Regions from separate parts of the Homo sapiens genome. Here region 2 is linked to region 1. The links are chromatin contacts, found by Hi-C or POLR2A ChIA-PET in ENCODE. All regions are on one chromosome and are shown on one strand. The core of a region is the stretch at or near the end of the contact, and the rest is flanking DNA. Distances in the headings are between cores, read along the strand shown.

Region 1 (6,619 bases), core at 1,830-4,329:
TCTTTGTAAATTCAGATTTAGGATATATTTTGCAAATGTATCCAGAGTTGCCATTTGTCTTTTGATTATATTTTTGATATTCCGTGCGATGTAGAAATTAAACATTTTTTTGAAGTCAATTTCATCATCTTTTTGGGGGGGGTGCAGGAGAGGGGCTTTTAACATTTCCTGCCTAGAAAATACTTACTCACTTTGAGATTATATTTCAAAAATTATTCTATATTTTCTCCTGATTGTTGTATAGTTAAACATTTTCTAATGTTTCAACCTTCTGTCAGAGGCCTTGGAACCAGAGCAACTGCATCTTGAATAGGGGCTGGGTAAAATAGGGCTGAGACCTACTGGGCTGCATTCCCAGGAGATTAAGGCATTCTAAGTCACAGGATGAGATAGGAGGTCGGCACAAGATACAGGTCATAAAGACCTTTCTGATAAAACAGGCTGTGGTAAAGAAGCTGGCCAAAACCCACAAAACCAGGATGGCAAAGAGAGTGACCTCTGGTGCCCTCACTGCTCATTATATGCTAATTATACTGCATTAACATGTTAAAAGACACTCCCACCAGCACCATGACAGTTTACAGATGCCATGACAATGTCAGGAAGTTACCCTATATGGTCTAAAAAGATGAGGAACTCTCAGTTCTGGGAATTGTCCCCCACTTTCCCAGAAAACTCATGAATAATCCACCCCTTGTTTAGCATATAATCAGGAAATGACCATAAAGGTGGACAGCCAGCAGCCCTAGTGGGCTGCTCTGCCTAAGGAGTAGTGATTCTTTATTCCTTTGCTTTTTTTTCTTTTTCTTTTTCTTTTTCTTTTTTTTGGTGATGGAGTCTTGCTTTGTCGCCCAGGCTGGAGTGCAGTGGTGCAATCTCGACTCACTGTAACCTCCACCTCCTGAGTTCAAGTGATTCTCCTGCCTCAGCCTCCTCAGTAGCTGAGACTACAGGCACGAGCCACCACGCCGGGCTAATTTTTGTATTTTTAGTAGAGATGGGGTTTCACCATGTTGGCCAGGCTGGTCTTGAACTCCTTGACCTCAGGTGATTTACTCTCCTTGGCCTCCCAAAGTGCTGGGATTACAGGCATGAGCTACCGCGCCTGTCCTATTCCTTTACTTTCTTAATACACTTGCTTTCACTTTACTTTATGGACTTGCCCTGAATTCTTTCTTGTGCAAGATCCATGAACCCTCTCTTGGGGTCTGGATTGGGACCCCTTTCCGGTACCACTTTGATCCATATGAAATTTCTATAACTGGCATGAGATAGGAAAGATGGACTTCTTTAAAGGGATTTTATATAGCACTCTGGATAATCTAGGTGTGTATGCATAAATCGGTCACCCTGGTAAAATCCCAACAATTCCAGAAATGAAGCTGGTCCTGCCTGTAACATGTTGCTTAATGTCCTTTCCTTAGAACTTTCCAGAAGTTCTGCTGACCTAGACTTTCCTGCACATCCTCCTTGAGTTCATCAAACTCCCTTCTGCTTTCCTGCGTTCCTTAGGTTGGGTTAGTTCCCTTCTCATAAACAGCATAGTTTTGGGCAGTGTGGTGTAGACTCCAGAGATTCAACACAGGCAACCCCAGAGCCAAATCGAGGTTCAGTGTTATCTCCTCTTGGTTGTGTGAACTTACCACAGTATATACCAGTCTATGTGACCTTGGGCTAGTTGCTTAACTGCTATGGGCTAGCTTCCTCCTCTAAAATGGGGACAATAGCTCACATGATTCTGGAGAAGATTTATTTATTATTAATTAATTTATTATTATTATTATTTTTTGAGACAGTCTCGCTCTGTTGGCCAGGCCAGGCTGAAGTGCATTGGCACAATCTCAGCTCACTGCAACCTCCACCTCCTGGGCTCAAGCTATTACCCTGCCTCAGCCTCCCGAGTAGCTGGGATTACAGGCACCTGCCACCACGCCCAGCTAATTTTTGTATTTTTAGTAGAGACCGGGTTTCACCATGTTGGCCAGGCTGGTCTTGAACTCCCAGCCTCAGGTAATCCGCCTACCTTAGCCTTCCAAAGTGCTAGGATTAAATGATCTGTGTATAGTAAGCACAGAGTAAATGTCATCTACTGTTATTGTATTGCCAGGTAAGTCTGGTTCAATTTGCGTAGAACAATAAGGCTTTTCCTTGGGGACATTTCTAGAAAATGCTAATTGCTAAGCATATCAAATCTGTTTGCTCCTTGGCTTGTAAATCATTGTCCTCTGTCTCTATCGCTTCACACCGTCTTCCCTTTATGGGCATCTTGGTCTCCAAATTTCCCCTTTTTGTAAGGGACACCAATTATATAGTATCAGGGCCTACCCTAATAACCACATTTTAACGTTACCTTTATCTTAACTTTACTTTAACTTTACCTCTGTAAAGATCCTGTCTCCAAATAAAGTTATGTTCTAAGGTACTGGGGGTTGGGACTTAAACATATGAATTTCAAGGGGACAGAATTCAACCCATAGCCTAAGTTGTTAAAACAGAACATATAATTTTCCCCCCAAACATGGGCTCCTTCTGTTATTTCCCTTCTTGGTGAATGATATCACCATCTACCCAGGACTCCAGCCAGACACTGAGCGATTACCTTGTGTTTTCTCCCGCCATGCAGACAGTCACTGGAGCCTGCGGATCCTTTTGTCTGCAACTGAAACCGCCTTTGCAAAATTATGACTGAGACAGTGAAAGAGGTCCAACTTAAACGACTCCATCTTGCCTCTAACCTCCAAGCTGTCCTTGTTCATTTCTGGGCGCAGGCTGAAAAAACTTTGGGAGGAACTTAGTTTATAGTTTTAAAAAATGACAATAACAGCCCTTTCCCAGAACAAACTCCCTTCTTGCCTGGAGACTAGACTACTAAAGTTAGCCACAGTATTAGAAATTACGGTTTAGGAGTCAAGTAGTTGGAGGCCACAAGATTCTGACCTTCCCTAAACTGCTCCCAAGATCAGTGCCTGAGATGTTTTGCAGACTCTACTCTTGATGGATCAACTGGCACCACCCATATCGAGAAACCGGCCCATCTGATCTTGTGACTCACACCCAGGAACTGACTCAGCGCAGGAAGACAGGGACGCGCCGTAATTTCACCTCCGACCCAACCAATCAGCACTCTCCAACTCACTGCTCCTGCACTCCCACCACATTCTCTTTAAAAACTTTGATCCCCAAATGTTCGGGGAGACTGATTTGAGTAAAAATAAAACTCCGGTCTCCCGCTCAGCCGGCTTTGCGTGAATGGCTATTTCTTTATTGCGATTCCCCTGTCTTGAGGAATCGGCTCTGTTTAGGCAGTGGGTAAGGTGAGCCCATTGGGCGGTTTCACAACGACTTCTCCTCCATTTTGCTACTTAGTTCAGGTTTCTGTCGTCTCTGTCCTGGAATACCAAGTGTGTCCCTGTCTCCAGTTTTGCACACTCCAATCAATGCTTCACACAGCAAACAGAGTGACTTCTCTAAAGTGTAAATGTCACGTTCCATCTCCTCACCCACAAGAGCCCTCTGAGATTTCATCTCCCTCTCCAGCCTATCTTTTGCTTCATTTCCTCCCTTCCCTGGTGCCCCAGCCCTTGTCGTCTTTCTGGTATCTTCTCCCCTACCCTCATTATTATCTTTAAAACGAACTTGGCTACAGTAACCAAAACAGCATGGTACTGGTACCAAAACAGATATAGACCCATGAAGCAGAACAGAGCCCTCAGAAATAATACCACACATCTACAACCATCTGATCTTTGACAAACCTGACAAAAACAAGAAGTGGGGAAAGGATTCCCTCTTTAATAAATGGTGCTGGGAAAACTGGCTAGCCATATGTAGAAAGCTGAAACTGGATCCCTTCCTTACATCTTATACAAAAATTAATTCAAGATGGATTAAAGACTTAAATGTTAGACCTAAAGCCATAAAAACCCTAGAAGAAAACCTAGGCAATACCATTCAGGACATAGGCATGGGCAAGGACTTCATGACTAAAACCCCAAAAGGAATGGCAACAAAAGCCAAAATAGACAAATGGGATCTCATTAAGCTAAAGAGCTTCTGCACAGCAAAATAAACTACCATCAAGTGTACAGGCAACCTAAAGAATGGGAGAAAATTTGTACAATTTACCCATCTGACAAAGGGCTAATATCCAGAATCTATAAAGAACTTAAACAAATGTATAAGAAAAAATCAAACAACCCCATCAAAAAGTGGGCAAAGGATATAAACGGACACTTCTCAAAATAAGACATTTATGCAGCCAACAGACACATGAAAAAGTGCTCATCATCACTGGCCATCAGAGAAACGCAAATCAAAACTACAATGAGATACCATCTCACACCAGTTAGAATGGTGATCATTAAAAAGTCAGGAAACAACAGGTGCTGGAGAGGATGTGGAGAAATAGGAACACTTTTACACTGTTGGTGGGACTGTAAACTAGTTCAACCATTGTGGAAGACAGTGTGGCGACTCCTCAAGGATCTAGAACTGGAAATACCATTTGACCCAGCCATCCCATTCCTGGGTATATACCCAAAGGACTATAAATCATGTTGCTATAAAGACACATGCACATGTATGTTTATTGTGGCACTATTCACAATAGCAAAGACTTGGAACCAATCCAAATGTCCATCAATGATAGACTGGATTAAGAAAATGTGGCATATATACACCATGGAATACTATGCAGCCATAAAAAACGATGAGTTCATGTCCTTTGTAGAGACACGGATGAAGCTGGAAACCATCATTCTCAGCAAACTATTGCAAGGACAAAAAACCAAACACTGCATGTTCTCACTTATAGGTGGGAATTGAACAATGAGAACACTTGGACACAGGAAGGGGAACATCACACACCAGGGCCTGTTTTGGGGTGGGGGGAAGGGGGAGGGATAGCATTAGGAGATATACCTAATGTTAAATGATGAGTTAATGGGTGCAGCCCACCAACATGGCACATGTATACATATGTAACAAACCTGCACTTTGTGCACATGTACCCTAGAACATAAAGTATAATAAAATAAAATAAAATAAAATAAAATAAAACCAACTACTCCCTGTTCTTGACAGTTTGGATACAATTTTTTTCTGCAATGCTTTCTTGACTTCAGCTGCAGCCTCAGTGGCACTGGTCAACCCTTCCAGGCCCATTCAGTTTTGTGGTGTGAAGGTGAAGGAGGTCAGGGCATCTTGCTACTTATTATTTATATTATTTTAGAGACAGGGTCTTGCTCTGTCACCCAGGCTGGAGTACAGTGATGCAATCACAGCCCACTGCAGCCTCCAACTCCTGGGCTCAAGCCATCCTCCTGCCTTAGCCTCCCAAGCAGCTGGGACTATAGGGGCACATTCTCCACACCCGGCTTTTTTTTTTTTTTTTTTCTGGAGACCGACTCTTGCTTTGTGGCACAGACTGGAGTGCAATGGCAAGATTTCGGCTCACTGCAACCTCCGCCTCCTGAGTTCAAGCGATTTTCTTGCCTCAGCCTCCCCAGTAGCTGGGATTACAGGCACGTGCCACTACGCCCGGCTAATTTTTTGTATTTTTAGTAGAGACTGGGTTTCACCATGCTGGTCAGGCTGGTCTCGAACTCCTGACCTCGTGATCTACCCACCTCGGCCTCCCAAAGTGCTGGGATTACAAGTGTGAGCCACCATGCCCGGCCAATGCCCGGCTAATTTTTAAAAATTTTTAGACAGACAGGGTCTTGTTATGTTGCCCACCGTGGTCTCAACTTCTGGGCTCAGGCAATCCTCCTGCCTCAGCTTCTCAGAGTACTGGGATTAAAGCCATAAGCCACCACACTTGGTTTGTTATTTATTTTTATATATTTCTCTCTCCTACTCCCAGGAGGTATTCTTAAAGAAAAGATTATTGCAAGAGAAGAGACAGATTGGGCTTAACTCCAAATGTGGTAGAGACAGCTGGGAATTTACAGCAAAGGAGCAGAATTGGGGTGGGGTGGGGTCAGTGGATGGAAAATTAGTAACAGGAGACATCAGGGGTAAGGGGATTCTCGGTATTATCAGGATTCTTGCTGAATTAACAGGATTCTTGCTGAGGGTGGACAAGGGTGATCAGATATCAAGGGTCAGAGGGATTTCTGATACATTGAGTTAGAAGGATACTTAAAAAAACTGGACTATCTGCAAGCTGAGGATGGGACTGAGGCCAAGGTCTAGGCCTAGTCGAGAAGAGGGCTCAGAGAAGTCTGACTGAAGTCTGGTCAAGGACAGCATTTGTCAGTACCCCAGCTGGTTCCCAATCTGTAATTGGCATGTGGTTCATGCATATCCAATCAAATGTGTTTTTGAGAAAAAGACCTTTTTAATATTTAAAAATTTGGTCTTCTCATGAAGTAAATTTAATTCAACTTCTTTTGTAATTGATTTTTTTGTTTTTTTTTGACGGAGTTCTTGCTCTGTCACTCAGGCTGGAGTGCAGTGGCGCAATCTTGGCTCACTGCAACCTCTGCCTCCCGGGTTCAAGCAATTCTCTGCCTCAGCCTCCCGAGTAGCTGGGATTACAGGCACCCGCCACCACGCCTGGCTAATTTTTTTATATTTTTAGTAGAGACGGGATTTCACCATGTTGGTCAGGCTGATC
Region 2 (6,121 bases), core at 651-3,150, 240 kb before region 1:
AGTGGTGTCACTTCCATCAAGAGGAGTTTCAGTTCGGAAAGCTGGACCCTAGGGGAGCTGAGATAGATGGTGGTGGGGACGGCCTTGTTTTCTTTGTTCCCTTCTTACTCTTCAGTTTGTTCCGGACGTTGTTGGCCCTTTTCTTAATCTCAGTCGTGAGCTGCTCTAGGTCATCCTTGGTTTCTGGGTAAATAAAGGCAGGCAGAATCCGTTAGAAAGGAGAGGACTGATTCCTTTGTGAACTACAGCAATCATCATCAGAGGAGGGGAGCTTTATCGGGCATCCACTGCCCAGAATGGTATTTATCCCTACGCACTCCCCAGCATCTGTCATTAGAATCACAGAGTGCTTATTTTTTTAAAGGCATTTTCCAGGCACCCCATCTCAGTCTACAGAATAAAAATACCCAGGGTTGGAACCACAAAATCAGCTCTTTCAACCCTCCTGAGTAATCCTGCAGCACATAAAATTGTGGAAACTCTGCTTTTAGAGGAAAGAGCCTACCACGGGAGCTTCGGTTGAGAAGGTTCTAGGGAGCTTATGGGGAAAATAGATTTCAACCAAGGCTAATCAACTTAAAATGAGGCAAATATTTATGACATACCTACTACACACATCCTAGGTTGTATGGAGCAAACTAAGTGTTAGCTATAACCATTCATTCAAAAGCCATCCTTCAGCCCCTACTACAACTTTGGAACAGAGCTAGAAACTATGGAATCAGAAAGAAGATCTAGATTTTTCCTGCAAGGTGTTAGAGTCTAGTGGGAGACAAAGGAGAAATAAATCAGCAGCTCTAATATGCAGCGTGGAGTAAGGTATGAGTTCTGGTCAAGGTGTGCACAGCCTGGAGGGATCTGGAAAAGCCTCTAAAGATGGAGATGAGCAGGACTGAGTCTCAAGGACTGTGAGTTGGCCAGGTAGAGAAAGAGACTAAAAGCAGGAATTCCACGAGAAGAAACAGTAAGTAAAGGGTATGAGTGAACAGGAAATGCCTGGGGAACCAGACAGAGTTGCTCTGGCTGAAGCGTGGGAAGCAGGAGGAGGATGGCAGGAGACAGGCTGGCTGGGAAGGCAGGAATGTGATCAAGACAATGCCCATATGCTCTGCTAAAGTGTTCCCACTTCAGTCTTTAGGTAAGAGGGCCCATGGGAAAAATGAAAGAGTGGAATGACAGTGTCAGGCTTGTTCCCTGTTCTTAAGGAACCAAAAATATAGCCCTAAACCACCCGTGTCCAAACCGTGGAACGCACGGATTTTTTTGCTTATCTGTAGTGGCAGATATCAGGAAAATTATGCACAAACCTTTCTTTCAGCGCTTCAGCTATCGTTAGTGTTAGTGTATTTTATGTATGGCCCAAGACAATTCTTCTTCCAATGTGGCCCAGGGAAGCCAAAAGGTTGGACACCCATGCAAACAATTAGGGGAGAAAAAACGTTTGCCTAGGTGGTGGTAACAAACAGGAGTTTAGGGATAGAAGGAATTTCTGTGAACTCGAACCATTTTGGAACACCTCATGGAAAGAAAAAATGGACTTGATCTGGTAGGATTCAGAAAGAGGGCTAGGAAAAGCAGTTCAGGCTGGGGAAATAGTACACGCAGAGGCTCAGAGGAGGGACAGGGCACAGGGTATGTAAGCAGCAGTGGGAATCGTCGCCAGTCAGGAAGAGGGACTAGCTGGGAAACAGGAAAGTCTAGCTAAATGGTTGGAGTGGGACCATGAAGACAAAACCTTGACTGTGGCCAGGCAGTAGGAGCTCAGGTAAGGTAAAGGGGAGGGAAATGAGATAATATGTACACTAGTGCCCTGTAACTTGTACACTTCCCTACTGCTCACGAAGGGCAAGAAAACAAGGCTGGCTCAGCTCCAAGGAAAGGGTGATTGTTGGATGACTCAGTTCTAAGTAAACACTCACTTGGCTCTGGAATCGGTGCAGAGAGAATGATACTGTAGAGTTTCTTAGCCTCCTCTACATGTTCTGAGATCTTGTCAATGTTAAGCCGAGTTTCCTCAATCTATAATCAGAAAGACAATAACCTTCATCATCAAAGAGGAAGTACAGGTCCATGGCTGAGATAAACGTTTGGCAGAGCTGCTGGTGAAAGCTGCCCATCTTCTGGGTTTGTGGAAGAAGATAATGACTTAAAGTCCTCAGCTGCCCAGTGAGTACCCTTTCCATGGTCAGATAAAGTAATCTCAACAGAACAGTTGTTAAAAATCCATACTTGTTGCTCCCTAAGAGTAATACATTCACCCACTTTGGATGAAAGGATTCAGGCCAAAGTCAAGAAGAGCTAAGAAAAACCATGAAGAATGATCAGAGGGGGAGAATCAGCAGACCTTAGCAGGCAGAGCCTTAAAGCCCAAAAAGTGAGAACAGAAAAGAGTGAGGATGAAGGAGAGGGGAAAAAGGAAGGAAGGAAAGAAAGAAGTGAAAGGAAAAGAACAAACCTAGAGAGTGAAAAACACAGAATGAGAGGAAGAGAAAGACAGAAACAGATAGGCCAGGCGCGGTGGTTCATGCCTGTAATCCCAGCACTTTGGGAGGCCGAGGCAGATGGATCATGAGGTCAGGAGATCAAGACCATCCTGGCTAACACAGTGAAACCCCGTCTCTACTAAAAAATGCAAAAAAAAAAAAAAAATTAGCCTGGTGTGATGGTGGGCGCCTGTAGTACCAGCTACTCGGGAGGCTGAGGCAGGAGAATGGCGTGAACCCGGGAGGTGGAGCTTGCAGTGAGCCGAGTTCGCACCACTGCACTCCAGCCTGGACGACACAGCGAGACTGCCTCAAAAAAAAAAAAAAAAGAAAGAAAGAAACAGATAAAGAAAACAAGGAGAGAAAAAGAGAGATACTAGGCAATGAAGGTCTCAGGAGACAGCCCAAGCTTCTCTAGGACACATATGTTCTTGTACTAACTGATTTCCTCAGACGATCAGGACCCAGTAGCTCGAGCCACAGCCCATTTCTGCATATTTCTAAGGCTCCTGATTGTACAAGGCTGTGAGTATCATAAAATATTTCCAGCAGCACTTCATTCCCAGGTAGAACGCCACTGTCAGACATTCCTGTGTGAGCTTTGACTGCAGCCTCAGCTCCCCGCTTCATAGGTGCCCATGCCACTGGTACCACAGCCCTGCTGCAGTGGAAGCCTATGTACAGGGAGCAGGGCAGGAAGGAGAGACCTCAGCACCTGTAGGGTCTATCTGCTTCACTCTCAAAGTGAAGGGCACATCAACATTGCAACAATTGACAAACAGAAATCTTGTAAAATGTCATACAGTAGGATCCTAACATCTGAGATGCAACAAAAATAAAACTCAATGCATATGCAGCTTCCAGCATCCCTCTTTTCCTGTGGACACTTCACCTTTTTCAAAACCTGATTATAGCTCTTCATATTCAATAGAAAATAGGAGAGGCCAGGCACAATGGCTCACACCTGTAATCCCAGCACTTTGAGAGGCCGAGGCAGGCAGATTACTTGAGCCCAGGAGTTCAAGATCAGCCTGGGTAACATGGCAAAACCCCGTCGCTACAAAAAATACAAAAATCAGCCAGGCATCGTGGCATGCCCCTGTAGTCCCAGCTACTCAGGGGGCTAAAACGGAGGATCCCTTGAGCCTGGGAGGTTGAAGCCACAGTGAGCCATGATCATGCCACTGCATTTCCCGCCTGAGCAACGGAGTGAGACTCTGTCTCAAAAACAAACAAAAAAAAAGGGAAAAGAAAGAAAATAGGAGAAACAATACTTGAGCTCTCTAGCCCTCAAATCAGTACTTTTGCCACTGGAGCACAGGATTTTCCCCTCTATAAATATATTGGCTTAGATGTGCCAGAGTTTAAGAGTAGAGCTGCTTGCTGAAAGATGTAGAATAAAATTACAATGTAATAATATCATGGGAGTGTAAACATACATACAGGTAACTACCCAAATATTTGTGAAGCATTTTAAGAGTTTACAAAGCAACCTATAAGACTGGACCAGTACCATTATTCAAATGAGGAAACAAGTTTAAAGAAATTATAGGTCACATAGCTAGTGGTAGGGACAGCATGCAAATAGTGCCCTCCACACTCCAACTGGGAAGCTTTTTTCCATTAGATTGAAGAGTTAATTTTTTTAATTATCTGTACTGTTTAGCAGCATTCCAGCCCTACCCAGCTATAAAAAAGGCCTCTGTTACAACCTATGATACTCACTGATACAGTTTGGCTCTGTGTCCCGACCCAAATCTCATCTTGTAGCTCCCATAATCCCCATGTGTTGTGGGAGGGACCCAGTGGGAGACAATCGAATCATGGGAGTGGGTCTTTCCTGTGCTGTTCTCATGATAGTAAGTCTCACAAGATCTGATGGTTTTAAAAACAGGAGTTTCCCTGCACAAGCTCTCTTTTTGCCTGCTGCCATCCATGTAAGACGTGACTTGCTCCTCCTTGACCTCTGCCATGACCGTGAGGCTTTCCCAGCCACGTGGAACTGAAAGTCCATTAAACCTCTTTCTTTTGTAAATTGCCCAGTCTCAGGTATGTGTTTATCAGCACCATGAAAACAAACTAATACACTCACAGACTCTAGGGGTGTGACCACCTCAGAATCTACTGGCCCCTCTTAGAACTCATGTCATTGCATCACACCATGGTTTCCAGTTCCACCACATAACTGTCTTGCCAAAGCAATTACACTGTTTTACAGGATTGAGGGAGGGAAAAAGGCTTTCTAGAAGAAAACACACTAAACATTTTTAAATGAGTTTATCAAATTTTAAATTTTAACAAGTCATGAAGGACTTAGATTTTGCATGTTCAACAGATTGGTTGTCACAGAAATTCTCTCATCTGGAAAATTATTTTATAAACTGAAGAGTATTCTGACCCAAAGTTCAGTCAATGGTAGAAGCACAGGAAGAGATAGGAAGTTTCTAGGATGAGACTGGCAGGCCTCAGGCTCAGTGTCACTACAGGCATTTGGAGACTGGATGGCTGATACTCACCCTGCCCTATGCACAGGAGAACTGGTCCTGGGTGCTCTATCCGCAACCTGCCTACGGGACTTCCCAGGCCCAGGGAGCACTCCATTCCACCCCACCCATCCTCCACCCACTGTAGCTGGTCTCTTTCCTCTGACCGCATCAACCTTTCTATTTGGAGGCATTTCAGGGAATCTGATTTCACAGCAATTTAGTCAGTTCACCAAATAATCACAGGACCTTTTTGGGACCTCAGGATGGGCAAGTGGCCAACCATAGAGCTTTCTTTTTTTGAACTTCGTGGCTTTGCTTTTTCTTAGAAGTACTGGTTTTCCTCAAAGGTGACTTTCTGAGTATTTAATGGTGTGAAATGGCAGCTACATGTGGTTTCCTTTTGTGCATTTGCCACATAATCAAAAAATCATGAGGCAATTGCAGGGAAGGGGTATAGGAAACTGACAAGTGCCCAATCTAAAAGTTTAAGGGCTATTGCATGTGTTTGTCTGGGGTTAAGTATACTGACATCTAAAATTACTCTGCATATTCATATATTTAAGAACTAAAATTGACTAAACATATTCTTGTATCAGAAATGATGCTATGCACTTCACAATACTTCTATGAGGCTACCATCATCATCTCCTTTTTATACATATGAGAATATCGAGTCTCAAAGAAGTAGAGAAATTTACTCCAGGTTATACTGCAGAAAGAGGCAAAACTGAGGTTTGAACTCAGGAATACTAAATCCTGTCTCCTGAACCAGGTAAACGCCTAAGGAAGGCTCCTATATCTTCTCTCCCAAGTTCATGCATATTCAGCTCACATCAGGTTAATGTGCATGTTCAATCCACTGTTTTGGGAGAATGGATCAGTTGCCTTTCACAGAGATCATCCTTATTTCTCTGTCTTCTCACCACCGCTCCCTATAGAAAGCTTTTTACAAAATGAGCCCTCAAGAAGTATTGCTGACCAAGTGTTGACATCTAAAAGTGTTTTTTTTTAAATCACCATGTAAAATTTACAGCTAATATATTCCCAGTGCCTTCTCATTGCACATTGTTTATTAATTTTTTTTTTTTGAGACAAAGCCTTGCTCTGTTGCCCAGGCTAGAGTGCAGTGGCATGATCTTGGCTCACTGCAAC

What was found. Hi-C counts contacts between places; a loop is a spot of excess contacts on that map. ChIA-PET counts read pairs that join two places held with the same protein, here RNA polymerase II (POLR2A). Pooled maps may share reads with other maps.
Region 2: a loop to region 1 is called in a map of Calu3, with 3 times the contacts of the local background. The contact joins two enhancer-like sites. A Hi-C loop is called at or near these places in 4 of 168 maps with a recorded cell type or tissue (Calu3, GM23248, Panc1 and 1 more) and 3 of 50 pooled maps. POLR2A ChIA-PET finds 5 or more read pairs at or near these places in 6 of 52 experiments (CD8-positive, alpha-beta memory T cell, Caco-2, GM12878 and 3 more).

What each region holds. Positions count from the first base shown.
Region 1 is chr11:59,541,956-59,548,574 of GRCh38, reverse strand. It overlaps LOC102723575 (a long non-coding RNA gene), which reads right to left. Exons shown (of 4, transcript XR_950136.2): 3 at 2,600-2,778. Among named protein-coding and RNA genes, the nearest start is that of TRV-TAC1-1, 5.4 kb to the left of the region's middle. RefSeq lists an enhancer at 2,338-3,537. Within about 2 kb of position 3,079, at least 2 of the 41 ENCODE cell types and tissues checked have a DNase peak (open chromatin) inside an H3K27ac peak, as active enhancers do; they include HCT116, where a contact is called at or near this core.
Region 2 is chr11:59,782,935-59,789,055 of GRCh38, reverse strand. STX3 (syntaxin 3) reads right to left here. Exons shown (of 11, transcript NM_004177.5): 3 at 1,920-2,019; 4 at 109-183. Among named protein-coding and RNA genes, the nearest start is that of MRPL16, 25 kb to the left of the region's middle. Within about 2 kb of position 1,900, at least 13 of the 41 ENCODE cell types and tissues checked have a DNase peak (open chromatin) inside an H3K27ac peak, as active enhancers do; they include HCT116, where a contact is called at or near this core.